Regions from separate parts of the Homo sapiens genome. Here region 2 is linked to region 1. The links are chromatin loops, found by intact Hi-C in ENCODE. Cell type or tissue: heart left ventricle. All regions are shown on one strand.

What was found. Hi-C counts contacts between places; a loop is a spot of excess contacts. Peaks named below come from ENCODE experiments on the same cell type or tissue, not always from the same donor. Only the 100,000 strongest peaks of a DNase experiment are listed, where the experiment ranks them.
Region 2: it touches region 1 in a loop (3-fold over the local background); 4 of 110 quality-filtered maps call a loop at or near these places.

Annotation. Positions count from the first base shown.
Region 1 is chr7:71,728,684-71,736,683 of GRCh38, reverse strand. No RefSeq gene overlaps it. Among named protein-coding and RNA genes, the nearest start is that of MIR3914-1, 420 kb to the right of the region's middle. RefSeq lists an enhancer at 3,232-3,421. In heart left ventricle, CTCF peaks have their summits at 536 (motif pointing right), 3,023 and 3,231 (motif pointing right); DNase peaks (open chromatin) are centred at 3,243 and 3,488; H3K4me3 peaks cover 304 bases; H3K27me3 peaks cover 397 bases.
Region 2 is chr7:71,260,994-71,268,993 of GRCh38, reverse strand. All of the region lies in intron 1 of GALNT17 (polypeptide N-acetylgalactosaminyltransferase 17), which reads right to left. Among named protein-coding and RNA genes, the nearest start is that of MIR3914-2, 43 kb to the left of the region's middle. In heart left ventricle, a CTCF peak has its summit at 4,847 (motif pointing left); no DNase peak of the experiment used is centred here; H3K27ac peaks cover 1,517 bases.

The DNA.
Region 1 (8,000 bases):
TCACTCTAGGGTGGGTGCTCAGAAAAGCTATGTTGAAGAGAATTTGCATGAGTCAGAGTTACGCCAGTAAGGAAGATGTTATTCAAGATGATAGGGGAAGCTAACCCCGACTCTGCTGACACCATGGGCTGGAGGGCTTCTAAGCATAAGCACTGGGGTGCCCTAGTGCAAAAGTCCTGGAGGATGTTGGGGTAAGGTTGCTTGGTGGGATGTGCCAAGTACATTGAGTTGTTCCAGAGTTTGCAAATGTTTTTTTCTGTGATTGGGTCATCTGTGGTTGCTGGGCTCAAGCGATCCTCCTGCCTCATCGCCTCAGCCTCCTGAATAGCTGGGACTACAGGTACGCACCCCCCATGCCTGGCAGTGTTTCTTCAAGTTAATGGTAGAAGAGAAGGGAGGTCGGGGTGAGAGTCAAGAAGCCCATCTAAAGTCCAGTCAAGCTGAGTCTAGGTCAACCGTGTCCTTGCCCCTGAATTCCACAACTTCTGTTTCCTCTTGGAGGATCCTCTCAGTTGTGACACTTTGCCTTTTGCCCACTAGATGGCACTGCTGCAGTGCTTGCTTCAGAAACCTAGGCGATGGGAAACCGTCAGAGACCCAGGCAGGACCTTGGTGGCAAGAAGATTTTAATGCACAAATCTCCTCTACTCAGTGGCTTGTCTCTGGATTTCTCTCTATGGTGTTCATGGGGCCCTGAATGCCATATTTAAACTTAGAGTTTTGCTGAAGCACACAGCCCTGTCGTAAAAGCGATTGTATGCAGATTAGGGTTTCCCTGCTCATGCTTGCCTTTGGGATGTGGGCCACCAGGATTGGCCTTTGCTTGAGTGTCCTGATGGGCAGAGTTAACCAGCTCCTGGATGGCTCATGACCTCAGCGCTCTCGTGATAGCCACAAGAGTTGATCCTTGCTCTGCAACCCAAAGACTTGATCTGTTGTATCTGAAGGATATGACCACAGAGGTGGGCGTTTATTTTATTTTATTTATTTACTTACTGAGACAGAGTCTCACTCTGTTGCCCAGGTTACAGTGCGTTGGTGCAATCCTAGCTCACTGCAGCCTCGAACTCCTGGGCTCAAGCCATCCTCCCACCTCAGCCTCCAGAGTAGCTGGGACTGCAAGTGTACACCACTATGCCCGGCTAATTTTTTTATTTTTGTAGAGATGGAATCTTGCTATGTTGCCCAAGCTGGTCTTGAATGCCTGGCCTCAAGTGATCCTCCCACCTCAGCCTCCCAAAGTGTTGGGATTACAGGTACGTACCTTTGACCCAGTATATGGCAAAATTTGAAGCTTAGAATCAAGAAAGCTGAAAGCAAAGACAAAATGGGAGGGTTCTGTTATCAGGACAGAGTCTAGAAAACCCCCTGCAGAGATTTCGCCAGGGCGTGGCTGAATCACTCTGGAGCACATCCTAGGTGACAAACAGGCTCTCATACCCTCTTCTGACCTGAGCCCCCTCCAGGGACCCAGGTATGAAAGGTGGCTGTGATAACCCAGGAAATGAGCCTGGGATATCGTCAGGTTACCTGGGATAGTTAAGAGGTCTGGGGTGGACAGATGGAATGAGATAAAGTCCCTTGCATGGTATCCAGCATGTAAGGCATTTTGGTTGCTATTCTTTAAAAATGGATTACTGTTACTATTCTTAGTGACCAGGGGATCCATACTTTGAATTGCTACCTGCCTTTAATACTTTTGGGGGTTTCACCTCTGAGGATGGTGTCTGACATCTTGCTGTGCCCTAGCAAGGTAAGATGTGAGCAAGAACGCTACCTCGGCGGCTTCTTTTATTTTTAAAATTTTATTTATTTTTTAAAAATAAAGGCCAGGCACGGTGGCTCACACCTATAATCCCAGCACTTTGGGAGGCCGAGGCGGGTGGATCACAAGGTCAGGAGTTTGAGACCAGCCTGACCAATGTGGTGAAACCCCATCTCTACTAAAAATTCAAAAGTTAGCCAGGCATGGTGGCGCACACCTGTAATCCCAGCTACTCAGGAGGCTGAGGTAGGAGAATCACTTGCACCCGGGAGGCGGAGGCTGCAGTGAGCCGAGGTCGCACTACTGCACTCCAGCCTGGGAGACAGAGTGAGATTCCGTCTCTAAAAATAAAAATAAAAATAAAAATAAAAATAAAAATAGAGATGAGGTCTCGCTATGTTGCCCAGGCTGGTCTCGAACTCCTGGCCTCATGTGATCCTCTCACCTTGGTCTCCCAAAGCTCTGGGATTATAGGCATGAGCCATGGTGCCCAGCCCTCTGCAGCTTAACAAGTTCATGGGACTCATCAGGGCTTCATGTGTAGGATTCAGGGAATCTATGAGCTTGGATGGGAAAATTATTCCCTTTGTTTCGTTTACCTCTAAATGAAAGATAACATTTCCTTTAATTATGAATGTAAACAACAAACCACTGTAGACAAAACAGAACCTGACCTTTTGTCACCAACAGAAATCACAGATTTTTTGTCAAATTATAGGTGCTGCAGAAATCTTGTAATAACATTGATGCTCATACAACTTTGAAATTATAGCGAGTAGACCCATCACTTATGGTCTATTTAATGCATTAATCAAAAGTACATATAGTTCTAATAAAGTATACATTATTTATTTATTTTCTTTCTTTCTTTTTTTTGAAAAGATACAAGTTCTCACTTTGTCTCACAGGCTGGAGTGCAGTGGTGCCATCATAGCTCACAGCAACCTCGAACTCCTGGGCTCAAGTGATCCTCCCACCTCTTGGGTAATATCTTTATAGCAGTGTGAGAAAGGACTAATAACATTTCACAGTCTTAAACTCTAGATTTTTTTTTACAGTGATGCATTTTTTCACTTCAGCCTCCTAGGTAGCTGGGACCACAGGTGGGCCAACATGTCCAGATAATTCTTTTTTTTTTTTTTTTTTTTTTTTAGAGATGGGGTCTTGCTATGTTGCCCAGGCTGATCTGGAACTCCTGGTTTCAAGCCGTCCTCCTGCCTCTGGAAGGCCCCCAAATGCCTGGAGGTACAAGGCCAACCCAGGGCTGGTACCATGCGTCGCAGCACAGGCCAGGTCATAGAAGGGAACGTGTTCGCTAGCTCTGGTCTCCTCTGACCACCCCTCATCCCCATCCGCATCGCTGCTCCGCCGGGGAGAAATCAATGAAGCCTCACAACCCTCCTGCTTTCCTTCATTTCAGGGGAAAGGAAGCAGCGGAATCAAGGCCAGGCGCCAGCAGGGGGCGCTAGAGCATCGGTCTTCAGAGCCCGGCTTCCCAGCTGAGCTCCCGCGCGGGACGTCCAAGGAGCAGACACCTGCTCAGGGCGCCTCCCTCCTCGGGGGGCCTGCGGGTGCTCCAAACACCCGGCCAGACCTAGCCTTGGGCAGCCTAGGCCGCTTCACAGCTTGCTGTCGCTGTATACCTTAAAATTTGCATTCCCTTCAACAGGTTAGGTAGGACATTAGGGGGAAGCCACGACCAGAATGCAGTTCAGATTTCCAGCGGGGGCGCTGCGCCTGCAGGTGCTGGGAGAGCCAGCCCGCACCCCTCCCTTGCAAGACTGGCACTCCCTGTGTCTCCCTCTCCCTCCCTCCCTCCCTCCTTCCCTTGCTCCCTCCCTCCCTCCTTCCCTTGCTCCTTCCCTCCCTCCTTCCCTTGCTCCCTCCCTCCCTCCTTCCCTCCTTCATTTTTCTTCCCTCTTTCCTTCCTACTTTCCTCTCTCCTTCCTTTTCTTTCTCCTTCTCCCTTTTCTTTCTTTTTATCCTTCTTTCCCTCTTTTATCTTTCCTTCCTTCCTCCCTTCCTTCCACTCTCTTTGGCTTTCTCTGTAAATATTTCTCTCTTGTCTCTATTTTTCTAATTCCTTATTTATTTCTCCCTGTCACTCTGTACTTGTTTCTCTGTATCTCTTTATCTCTTTTCATCTCTCCTGTCCCTTTCTGCCTCTTTCTCCTTTTCCCTCTCCCTCTCTCTGTTACACACACACACACACACACACACACTCATGATTTTCTCCTAGGCCTGCAGCTCTTTGAGGCTGGAGGCCAGCCCTGCAGCTCATGAAATCCGGGAATCCGCAGGGATTGCAGTGGGTGGGCAGCCTCTTTAATAATTGCTTCCATAGTCAAATACTGCAGGCCCTTTTGTGACTCCTCCTCCAGGCAGACTCACCACAGGGCACAATGCAGCCTGCATTGTAGGTGGTGGTGTGCAAATCCACAGGTGCTAGCATCTCACAGAACATTCTCCTTCTACCACCAATGACCCGAGTCACCTGGGATAAGGTACTGAACCTCTCTGGGTCTGTTTCCTTGTTTAAATGGGCCTCTCCAAATTAGATTAAATCTTGTATCTAAACAGGGGTCTTGTGAGACTACTATGTGTGGAAGACAGTGTGGGGTTTTTGATTTGTTTTAGTTTGTTTTTTGAGATGGTCTTGCTCTGTCGCACAGGCTGGACTGCAGTGGTGCTATCATGGTTCGCTGCAGCCTGGATTCCCTGGACTCAAGCGGTCCTCCAACCTCAGCCTCCCGAGTAGCTGGGACCACAGGCATACGCCACCACACCTGGCTAATTTTTTGTATTTTTTGTAGAGACGAGGTCTCACTATGTTGTCCAGGCTGGTCTCAAACTCCTAAGTTCAAGCAATCTGCCCACCTTGGCCTCCCAGAGTGCTGGGATTACAGGCGTGAGTCGTCCTGCCCTGCCTGTAGACAGCTTTTGAAATGGCTCCCAGCGACGGCTGCCTCTTGTTGTTCACACCCCTCTATAATCCCCTCCCTTTGCGATGGGCCAAACTGAGAGACTCACTTCTAGCAAAAAGATTATGGCAAAAGTATGGGATTTCACTTCTGAGATTTGGCTACACAAAATTGATTTCCGTCGGGCCAGCTCTTCTCAAAGGTGCTCCTTGCTCACGTGCTTTGATGAAACTGTACTGTCATGAGCTGCCCTACAAAGAGGCCCACATGGTGAGGAACTCAGGCCTCTGGCCTCTGGCCAACAGCCAGTAAAGAACAGAGGGTCTCAGGCCAACTGAATCATCCCAACAATCGTGAATCTTGGAAAGGAATCTTCCCTCAGTTGAGCTTTCAAATGTCTCCAGCTGTACCCGACATCTTAATTGCAGCCTGGGAGAGCCCCTGAAGCAAAGGACTCCCCAAAGCTGCCTTCAGGAGATGACCCCCAGAGACTATGAGGTGATAAATGCTGTTGTTTTAAGTCACTGGATTTTGGGAGAATTTATTATGCAGAAATAGATAACTAACACAATATGTAAAAGATGTTGTGTTATAGCTAGAGCAGGCTAAAGTGCAGTAACAAATAACCCCAGACATGAAATGGCTCAACAAAACAATCCTGGTTTGGTATTCAGGTCAATGAGGAGGGTCTCTTTCATTCAGATATTTAGGGACTTAGATTCCTTCCCCCTTATGGCTCTACCATCCCCTAAGGCCCTGTTGTTTTCTGCATCCAGCCCAGAAGGAGAAAGGGAGCGTGGTCAAGGCAAAGTCACCCCACAAAAGCGCAGCCCCAAAGAGCTACCTGTGATATCTACTCACATTCTTTTGGGGAAAGTTATTATTATTATTATATATTTTTTTGAGATGGAGTCTTGCTGTGTCATCCAGGCTGGAGTGCAGTGGTGAGATCTCGGCTCACTGCAACCTTCACCTCCCAGGTTCAAGTGATTCTCCTGCCTCAGTCTCCCAAGTAGCTGAGATAATAGGTGCACATCACCACACCCAGCTAATTTTTTTGTATTTTTAGTAGAGGTAAGGTTTCACCATGTTGGCCAGGCTGGTCTCAAACTCCTGACCTCAAGTGATCTGCCCACCTAGGCCTCCCAAAGTGCTGGGATTACAGGCATGAGCCACTGTGCCTGGCCTCTCTTGGGGAAAATTATATCGCATGTTTCCACTTACTTTCTAAGGAGATTGAGAGCTATATCTACTGATGGTGGCTCCAATCTTAGAATGCATAGTATAGGCCTAGCCTCAAACTACTCAATATATATTGGCCCTAGGGAGTCTGGCCCTACCTAGGTTCTTCGTCTCCATGTCACCTCTCCTGACACTGAAATTGTCAGGGACTTGTCTACTGAGAAGTTCTTTCCTTTTTCTTTTTCTTTTTCTTTTTCTTTTTTTTTTTTTGAGATGGAGTCTCGCACTGTTGCCTGGGCTGGAGTGCGATGGTGCGATCTTGGCTCACTGCAACCTCCGCCTCCTGGGTTCAAGCAATTCTCCTGCCTCAGCCTCCCAAGTAGCTGGGATTACAGGCACCTGCCACCATGTCCGGCTAATTTTTTATATTTTTTTTAGTAGAGACGGGGTTTCACCATGTTGCCCAGGCTGATCTCAAACTCCTGACCTTGTGATCCACCTACCTCAGCCTCCCAATCCTTTTTTCATCTCGTACGTGGCCCATGTGTCCTCATGCTGCCTAACCACAGCCTGGGAGAATCTTCTCTCCTCTGGCCTGCTTCTACTCAGGCTGTAGATTTGACAGAGTGTTTGATCTGCTTCAGTGAGTGGCTTTTGTGTGGGGCAGTGGTTGATTTATTTCTAACTCACCTACAAAATTATGAGCTCCGGAATGTTTCCACCCAACACTACATCTTCATCTTCAGGTCAAACCATTGTACCCGAATTTTAGACTACACTGTTTCTGAATCAGCAGAAATCTGCTCCTGGAGCAATAAAGATGATGTTCAATGGCATATGAAGAAATCCAGATGACTGGCATAAACCAAAGGTTCATTTTCCACTTTATTTTTCTCTCTTGTAAAGAAACTCTTAAGTAGGCAAAGCCAGAGTTAGTATGGTAGCTTCATCAGGAGCCTTGATATTTCTTTCTTTTTTTTTTCTTTTTGTTGAGACGGAGTCTCACTCTGTCGCCCAGGCTGGAGTGCAGTGGCGTGATCTTGGCTCACTGCAAGCTCCACCTCCCGGGTTCACGCCATTCTCCTGCCTCAGCCTCCCAAGTAGCTGGGACTATAGGTGCCTGCCACCACGCCTGGCTAATTTTTTGTATTTTTAGTAGAGACGGGGTTTCACTGTGTTAGCCAGGATGGTCTCGATCTCCTGACCTCGTGATCCTCCCACCTCGGCCTCCCAAAGTGCTGGGATTACAGGCGTGAGCCACTGTGCCAGGCTGAGCCTTGATATTTCTACTGCACCATTTCAAAGCCACTTTTATCTTTGCAAAATAGTTTGCAAGATGGTTGCTGCAGCTCCAGCCATTATGTCTGTATTCCAGGCAGCAGTAAAAAGAGAAGGCAAGGGCCAAAGGGTGTATCACCCAGCTGAATTATCCTCTTTAAAGAGCATTCCCATAATTCAACCCAATGACATCCACTTACCTCTCATTGGCCACCCCTGTCTGCAAGGGAGGCCAGGAACTGTGGTTTTCCAGCTGCATGCATTGCGGAACACAGCAATATGGGGTAGAATTATCCAACTCAAGAAGAAGGGGAACTTGGGTAGGCAGCCAGCAGTCTCTGACACATCCTCTTATTCTCTAAGGGAGCAGAAAGATGGATTCCCACAGATCCAAGTCCCAATTGGCTTTTCTGTAATAGCTATTAATGGTATTGACTAAAGTGTCTGTATCACTGCACTTTTATGGCTCTGCTGAGAAGAACACCCCAAGGCCACTGGCTCCTTTGTTATAGCTAATAATGGCCCAGTGTTAGAAAATGGCAGTGATATCTCTTGGGCAAATGGATGACCACTTCTCAGACCCAGGCATCCAGAATTGGCCAGGGCTGCCTGACATGATTGCATGAGACAATGCCCATGGAATGTTTTTTAAAATTAGTATTAGACTTTATTTTAGAACAGTTTTAGATTTACAGAAAAATTGACTGAGATCGTAGAAAGAGTTCTCATAATTTATCCCCCGCAACCACACACACAAACTTCCCCTATCATAAAAATCTTACACGGGTTAGATATATTTGTTAGAATTAATAAACCAATACTGATAAATCTTTTTTTTTTTTTAAGACAGAGTC
Region 2 (8,000 bases), 470 kb after region 1:
CTTGGCAGCCTCAGTGCCAGATCCCCTCTGCAGCCAGCCTAATTCCTCCCTGTTCCTGCCTCCATGAGGCCTCAAGTCTCACATCTGCTGGTCATGCTAGAAGAAGCCATGTAGGCCACTCTATTGCTGCCCACCCTTCCTGCCTACCAAACTCCTGCCCTCAGAATTCCCCAAGCAGGAGACAGGAGACAGGCACAACCCCAACCTTCACCGAGGCTCCTCCAAGTCCAGAGAAGTCACATCAATTTCTTCCCTATTTCAGGTGATCCCAAGAATGCACTCATCAAACCCTGCTCTCGCCTATGAAGATGGACCTATGAGTGCCACAGTTCAGCCAGCACCCAGCCAGTGAAGGAGAGGCCAGCCTCCTCTGGCAGGCAGCCCAATCTCTTTTTTTTAATATTTATTTATTTATTTATTTATTTATTTATTTATTTATTTATTGAGATGGATCTCATTCTGTTGCCCAGGCTGGAGTGCAGTGGTGCTACCATGGCTCACTGCAACATCCACCTCCCCAGTTCAAGCCATCCTCCCACCTCAGCCTCCCCAGTGGATGGGACTCAGGAACATGCCACCACACCTGGCTAATTTTTTTTTTTTTTTGTATTTTTTGTAGACACGGGGTTTCACCATGTTGCCCAGGCTGTTCTCAAGCTCCTGAGCTCAAGGGATCCACCCACCTCGACCTCCCAGTGTGTTGGAATTACAGGCATGAGCCACCATGCCTAGCCAGCATCCCAATCTGTATGGGGGGTTTGCTTAAATTTCCCCATTTGACCTGGGGAGGAGTCCCTCCTGTTGGGAGGGAAAAAGAAACACCCATTCTTCCCTCCAACTTTCTCCTCCATTAACTCATCTTTTCCTTAGAGAGAAGTGCCATCCAGGCTGCAGGACGAATCTTGTGAATCCCTTGGTAGGTCCTCCACAGAGGCATCCAGCATCCCTCTGAAAAAATGGCAAACACGCCCCTATTGCTCTCAGCTTTGGGACATAAACCAGAATTCCCAAGTGAAAGGAACAGTCTCCTTCAACATCCCATGCCCTGTTTTTAAGTAAAGAAACCTGCAGTTCTCCACATGGACACAGGGAGGGGAAAAACACACACTGGGGCCTGCTGGGAAGTGGGGGTGGGGGCAGGTGGGGGGAGGGAGAGCATTAGGACAAATAGCTAATGCATGCTGGGCTGAATACCTAGGTGATGGGTTCACAGGTGCAGAAAACCAGCATGGCACTCGTTTACCTGTACAACAAACCTGTACCTCCTGCACCTGTACCCCAGAACTTAATAAAATAAAATAAGAAACCTGCTGTTCTCCATGGCTGTAAGGAATAAGCAGGATAAAGGGGAATAAAAGAGCCAGTACACACAGGAGACAAAGCAGGTTCACCATCCATCAGCAAATGAGCGCAACAGATATTTACCGAAATGGATGAGAGAAATATCTCAAAGGAGAGCACATTTCTGAAAATACACAGGCAAGAAGGCTTGAAAACTGGTGTCTGCTATTTCTAGCTGAATTATTCCTCCTTGATGAATTATTTCAAAGTCATTTCTACCTATTAGACTTATTTATGTCTATGTTAAAAACCACATATCCTCCTAGAAGAAAAAAAAAAAAAAAACTAGAAAATCCCTTAACAGGAGATATCAAAGTTAACTACTCAACCCCAAGGCTCATTCCAGGAAGGCGTGGAGCCTGAGAAGGGCATCCTGGCAATAGCCAATTGCGCAGCTCGCAAAGGACACCTACATCTTTATATACCAATGGGGAGCTCGACAGAACCAGAGCCTGGCTTGGACAGGCACCTTGCATGGTGCTGCAGAAACTTGCAGCCTAGCAAACGGAGTGAGGCAAGTCACTGTGAAGCACAGGGATGCAGCATGTGCTAACTGGAAAGCACGTTGCTTCGGGGATGGGCTTTTGCATGTCAGGGAAGGATTCCTGAAATTGTTGCAAAGACCAAGAAAAGTATGCCAGGCAACTGGAGACTGGAGGCTCTGCACACTTTCTCCTGGTTAATGACACCATTAAAAAATGACAGCATTTTAAACCTCAGAGTCAGTCTCAATGCCTCCTGGGTCTTCAGCCTCCTTTACTAAATTCTCACCAATTTTTTTCCCTCTTAGTTCAAGCCACCATCTCCTGCCCATCTCCAGTGACAATATTTGGGACCAGGCTCTCCTCTTCCCTCATGCAACCCGGTAGAGCAGCAGAGCTGGCCTTCCAGGTTGCACTTCTCTCCCCTTGCAGAGTTGAATTGTTCAATTCCCCTACAATACGCTCAATCATGACCCCCTATAGATATCCACATTCTAACCCCCAAAAACTGTGAATGTTACCCAATATGGCAAATGGGGCTTTGCAGATGTATTAGTCCAATCTCTATACCTATAAAGCTCTACCTGAGCCTGGGTAATTTACGAAGAAAAAGGTTTAAATGACTCATAGTTCTGCAGGCTTAACAGAAAGCATGACTGCAGAAGCTCAGGAAACTTAAAATCATGGGGAAAGATGAAAGGGAAGTAAGCACGCCTTACCATGGCAGAGCAGGAGAGAGATAGAGAAAGCAAAGTGGGAAGTGCTATGCTTTCAAACAACCAGATCTCATGAGGATTCTATCATGAGAACAGTAAGGGGGAAGTCCGCTCCCATGATTCAGTCACATCCCACCAGGCCCCTCCTCCGACACATAGGGATTACAATTTGAGATAAGATTTGGGTTGGGACACAGAGCCAAACCATATCGGCAGATGTGAGTAAATTAAGGCTCATGAGATGGGGGGGACTATGCCGGATTTATCTGGGTGGGCCTGATGATATCACAAGAGTCCTTATAAGAGGTATACAGGAGGATCAAAGTAACAAAGTCCATGCAGCCACAGATGCAGAGACTAAAGTGATGCAGCCACAGATGCAGAGACTGGAGTGATGCGGCCATAAGCCAAGGAATGCTGGCAGCCTCTGGAAGCTAGGAGAGGAAAGGAATGAATTACATTCACCCTTGGAGCTTCCAGAAGGAAGGCAGCCTTGCAGACACCTTGATTTTAGTCCTGTAAAACTCATTTCAGATTTCTAACCTCGAAAACTATAAGAATAAATGTGTGGTGTTTTATGCCACTATGAAGCCATTTGTTACAGCAGCAGCATGAAACTAATACATCCTGTTCCTTAAAAGATTAATACTGAACTCCCAGTAGACACAAGTGGCACCAACCTATCCCTTCCTTCTCAGCTCCCACCACGCCTCCACCCATGGACCTCATGCATCAGCCACACTTATCTCCTTAAATCTTCCCCTAGAGAGGCTGGTTGTTTCCAATCCTTGTGCCTTTGCACATACTGCTGCCTTAGAAGAGAACACTTTGGGCCTCCCCTCTCTGCCAAGAAAATCTCTGCTAATCAGTCACACAGTAGCTCTGATACCACCACCTCTGTCAAACCTTCCTTGCCCTCCTTGTGCAAATTTAGCCTCTCTACACTCTATCATTATGTGGTATCAACATAAAGATCTTCTTAAGAATTTCTCACATTAAAAAATATTGATACATAATATTTTATATAGCTGGCTGGGCACAGTGGCTCACGTCTGTAATCCCAACACCTTGGGAGGCCAAGGCGGGCAGATCATGAGGTCAGGAGTTCGAGAGCAGCCTGGCCGATATGGTGAAACCCTGTCTCTACTAAAAATACAAAAATTAGCTGGGTGTGGTGGCATGCGCCTATAATCCCAGTTACTTGGGAGGCTGAGGCAGAAGAATCACTTGAACCCAGGAGGCGGAGGTTGCAGTGAGCCAAGATCGCGCCACTGCACTCCAGACTGAGTGACAGAGAGAGACTCCATCTCAAAAAAAAAAAAAAAAAAAAAAAAAATATATATATATATATATATAATATTTATGGGTTACGTGTGGTATTTTGTTACATGCATCAAATGTGTCATGATCAAGTCAGGGTTTTGGGGTGTCCATCACCTCAAGGGTTGATCATTTCTATGAATTGGGAACATTTCAAGTCCTCTTCTAGTTATCTGGAAATCTACAATACATTGTTGTTAACTACAGTCACCCTACTCTGCTATCAAATATTAGAATGTATTCCTTCTAACTGTATTTTTGCACCCATTAACCAACCTCTCTACGAACCCTACCCCTGCCATTCACCCTTCCCAGCCTCTGGTATCTATCGCTTCACTCTCTGGCCCCATGAGGTCGACTTTTTTAACTTCCACATATGAGTGAGAACATTCAATATGTTCTTTTCTGTGCCCGACTTATTTCACTTAACATAGTGACCTCCAGCTCCATCCATGTCCCTGCAAATGACACGATTTCATTCTTTTTTAGGGTCAAATGGTACTCTGCTGTGCATACACACCACATTTTCTTTATCCATTCCTCTGTTGCTGGACACTTAGTTTGATTCTATACCTTTGCTATTATGAATACTGCTGCAATGAACAGGGGTGCAGGTATCCCTCTGACACACTGATTTCCTTTCCTTTGCATAAATACTCAGCACTAGGATTGTGGAGGGTATGGAAGTTCTAGAATTTATTACATTTTTACAGTAGGTTCAATAACGTGACTGTCTTCACCCCCTCAGGTACAACCCAGGTAACCCCAGAAATGTATCTGCCTATATAAGACTAGAACCAAGAAGAACCCAAAAAACACAGGGAGAATGAACCGAAGACTAAATAAAGGGTTGTGTCCTTCAGCTGTCAAACTAAGAGGGCCTATGATAAAGAAAGCATGTGCGGCATGCTCAACCCCTAGAGAGCAGGTCCAAGAGGAATGAAGGCACAACTGGAAGCATCAGCTGCCCCCAGCAGGCTAATCCACATGCTCTCCCCTCACTCTCAAAGTCAAAATGTTCAAAAAGCTAATAGGAGGGCCTGCTGAGAGCCACCTCCAGGCTTGCAAGTGCCAGAGCAGTAGCTCTCAAACGATAGTCCCCAAGACCAGCAGTATCACCTAGGAAGATGCCAGAAAACGCAAATTTACAAGCCCCACTCGCTCCCACACATGGAAACATCAGATTGCTGAAGTTGTTTTTTTGTTTTTTTGGGACGGAATGTCGCTCTATCGCCCAGGCTGGAGTGCAGTGGTGTGATCTCGGCTCACTGCAAGCTCCGCCTCCCGGGTTCACGCCATTCTCCTGCCTCAGCCTCCCAAGTAGCTAGGACTACAGGCGCCTGCCACCACGCCGGCTAACTTTTTGTATTTTTTTAGTAGAGACGGGGTTTCACCGTGTTAGCCAGGATGGTCTCGATCTCCTGACCTAGTGATCCGCCCGCCTTGGCCTCTCAAAGTGCTGGGATTACAGGCATGAGCCACCGCTCCCGGCCAGATCACTGAGGTTTTAACAAGACCTCCAGGTGTTTGCAAGCCCACTAAAGTTTGTGACCCACTCTTTCAGAGGCAAGGAAAACCCAAGGAGGCTCTAAAGGTAAATTCCTGCAAGTGGCAAACAGTTCTCTTCCCTGTATTTGTTTGCTAGCATTGCCATAACAAAATTGCACAGACTGGGTGGCTGAAACAACAGACATTCACTGTCTCATCGTTCTGGAGGCTGGAAGCATAAGATCAAAGTGCTGCAAGATTGCTTCTTGTTTTTTTGTTTTGTTTTGTTTTTTGGAGTCTCGCTCTGCGGCCAAGGCTGGAGTGCAGTAGCGCAATCTCAGCTCACTGCAACCTCCGCCTCCCGGGTTCAAATGATTCTCCTGCCTCAGCCTCCCAAGTAGCTGGGACTACAGGCACCCGCCACCACACCCAGTTAATTTTTTATATTTTTAGTAGAGACAGGGTTTCACCATGTTAGCCAGGATGGTCTCAATCTCCTGACCTCAAGATCCGCCTGCCTCAGCCTCCCAAAGGACTGCTTCTTTCTGCAGGCCTCTCTCCTTGGTTTGCAGATGGCCCGTCTTATCCTTGTGCAACCTCATATGGTCTTTCCTCTCTGTGCACACATGTGTGTCCAAATTTCCTCTTCTCATAAGGACACCAGTCGGCTGGGTGTGGTGTCTCATGCCTGTAATCCCAGTACTTTGGGAGGCTGAGGTGGGTGGATTGCTTGAACTTACGAGTTTGAGACCAGCCTGGGCAACAAAGTGAAACCCTATCTCTACAAAACAAACAAAAATTAGCTGGGCTTGGTGGCTCGTGCCTGTGGTCCCAGCTACTTGGGGAGCTCAGGTGGGAGGATCACTTGAGCCCAGGAGGCAGAGGTTGCAGTGAGCCAAGATCACGCGACTGCACTCCAGCCTGGGTGACAGAGCAAGACCCTGTCTCAAAAAAAAAAAAAAAAAAAGAAAGTAAAAAAAAAGGACACCAGTCAGTCATCTTGGATTAAGGCCCACTCTAAAGACCTCATTTTAATTTAATTATCCCTTAAGATCTTTAAGATCTTTTCTACAAGTACAGTCTCATTCTGAGGTTCTGGGGATTAGGACTTTAACATAGGAATTTGGGGAAAATGCAATTCAACCCATAATAGTTCCCAAGAATTGAAATTGTGCCAAGTGAACAACTCCAATTTGCCTGCCAATGACAAGTGACATATACATAAGAAACAGGTTGGGCACAGTGGCTTACACCTGTAATCTCAGCACTTTGGGAGGCTGAGGCAGGAGGACTGCTTGAGGCCGGGACTTTGAGACCAGCCTGGACAACATAATGACAGTCTGCCTCTACAAGAAAAAAAATTAAAAATCAGCCAGGCAAAATGGCACATGCCTGTAGTCCCAGCTACTCAGAAGGCTGAGGTGGGAGGATCACTTGAGCCCAGGAGTTTGAAGCTGCAGTGAGCTATGATCGCACCACTGCACTCCAGCCTGGGTGACAGAGCAAGATCTCGCCTACAAAAAAAATAAAAATCAATTAAGATTTAAAAGAAGAAACCAACAGGGCAATTCATCCTGACATTCTTGTTCACCATCACCATCATCACGCGTCAGAAACACAGCCTCCTAGGTGCACGCTCAGGTAATCGGGGTGCCCAAGATGTAGACCCCCTCAGTGCTCACGGCTCCCGGGAAGAGGGCCCAAGCTCGTCACCTCTGGCAGCTGTCTTATTTTACTCCACTATGCTGTAGAAACACCATCATTTTCCATGGAGGTGGCAATGTGAAAAGGGTGAGATAATAATAGTAACTACCACCTCCGATTCCTAAGAGGAATAAATGAAGTACACGTGCAAAAAGCTGAGACACACTTGGCACAGAGGCTACACCTCCACAGAAGAATGCCCAGCCAGTGTTCCTTACGGTTGTCACGATCACCACCACTGTCACAGCCAAGGGCACCAGGGCAAGCCCCCTGCCAGGCACTACCTCAGGGATTCAAGGCACACGAAGCCAACCTTCCAGGGTCTCCATTTCACGGAGGAAGGAGCTTCCTCCTCTTGGTTGGTGACCCCACCAAATGATTTGCAGTGTCTCTTCCAGTTTGGAGATGCTATGCATCTCTTGACACTTCTATAATTCTGCCATTCTCCCTGACTCCCAGGAGAACCCGGGATCTGTGAAGACCTCAGAAGCTGAGTGCTAGGCTGACTGAAACACAGACCTTTGCTTTAGTTATTCTGCTGTGTGAGATCCATTTGCCAAGGGAAATTGGGGAAAGTATTTTTGCTCCGGTGGCTCTGAGCAGTCAAATAACTTCCTCAAGCACCTGCCTGGCAAGTGGAAAAACTGAAAGTGGCTTTGCTCAATCCCTCTAAGCTCCGAAAGGGAACAGGGGCCCATGAGTCCTGCCAGGCAGAATCCAGGATGCATCTCAAGCAGCGACTCTCAGACGTGACCGCACGTTGGAACCATCCAGGCAACTTTAAAGACCTCTAGTGCCTGACCCCACCCAGATTTTCTGATATAATCCATCGGAGTATAGCCTGAGCATGGGGACTTCTCCAACTGTCCAAGGGCTTCCAAAGTGCACACATAGGGGAATCCCTGCACTGCGAAGTCAGCTGCCCACTCAGGAGGATGAGCCGGTGTGA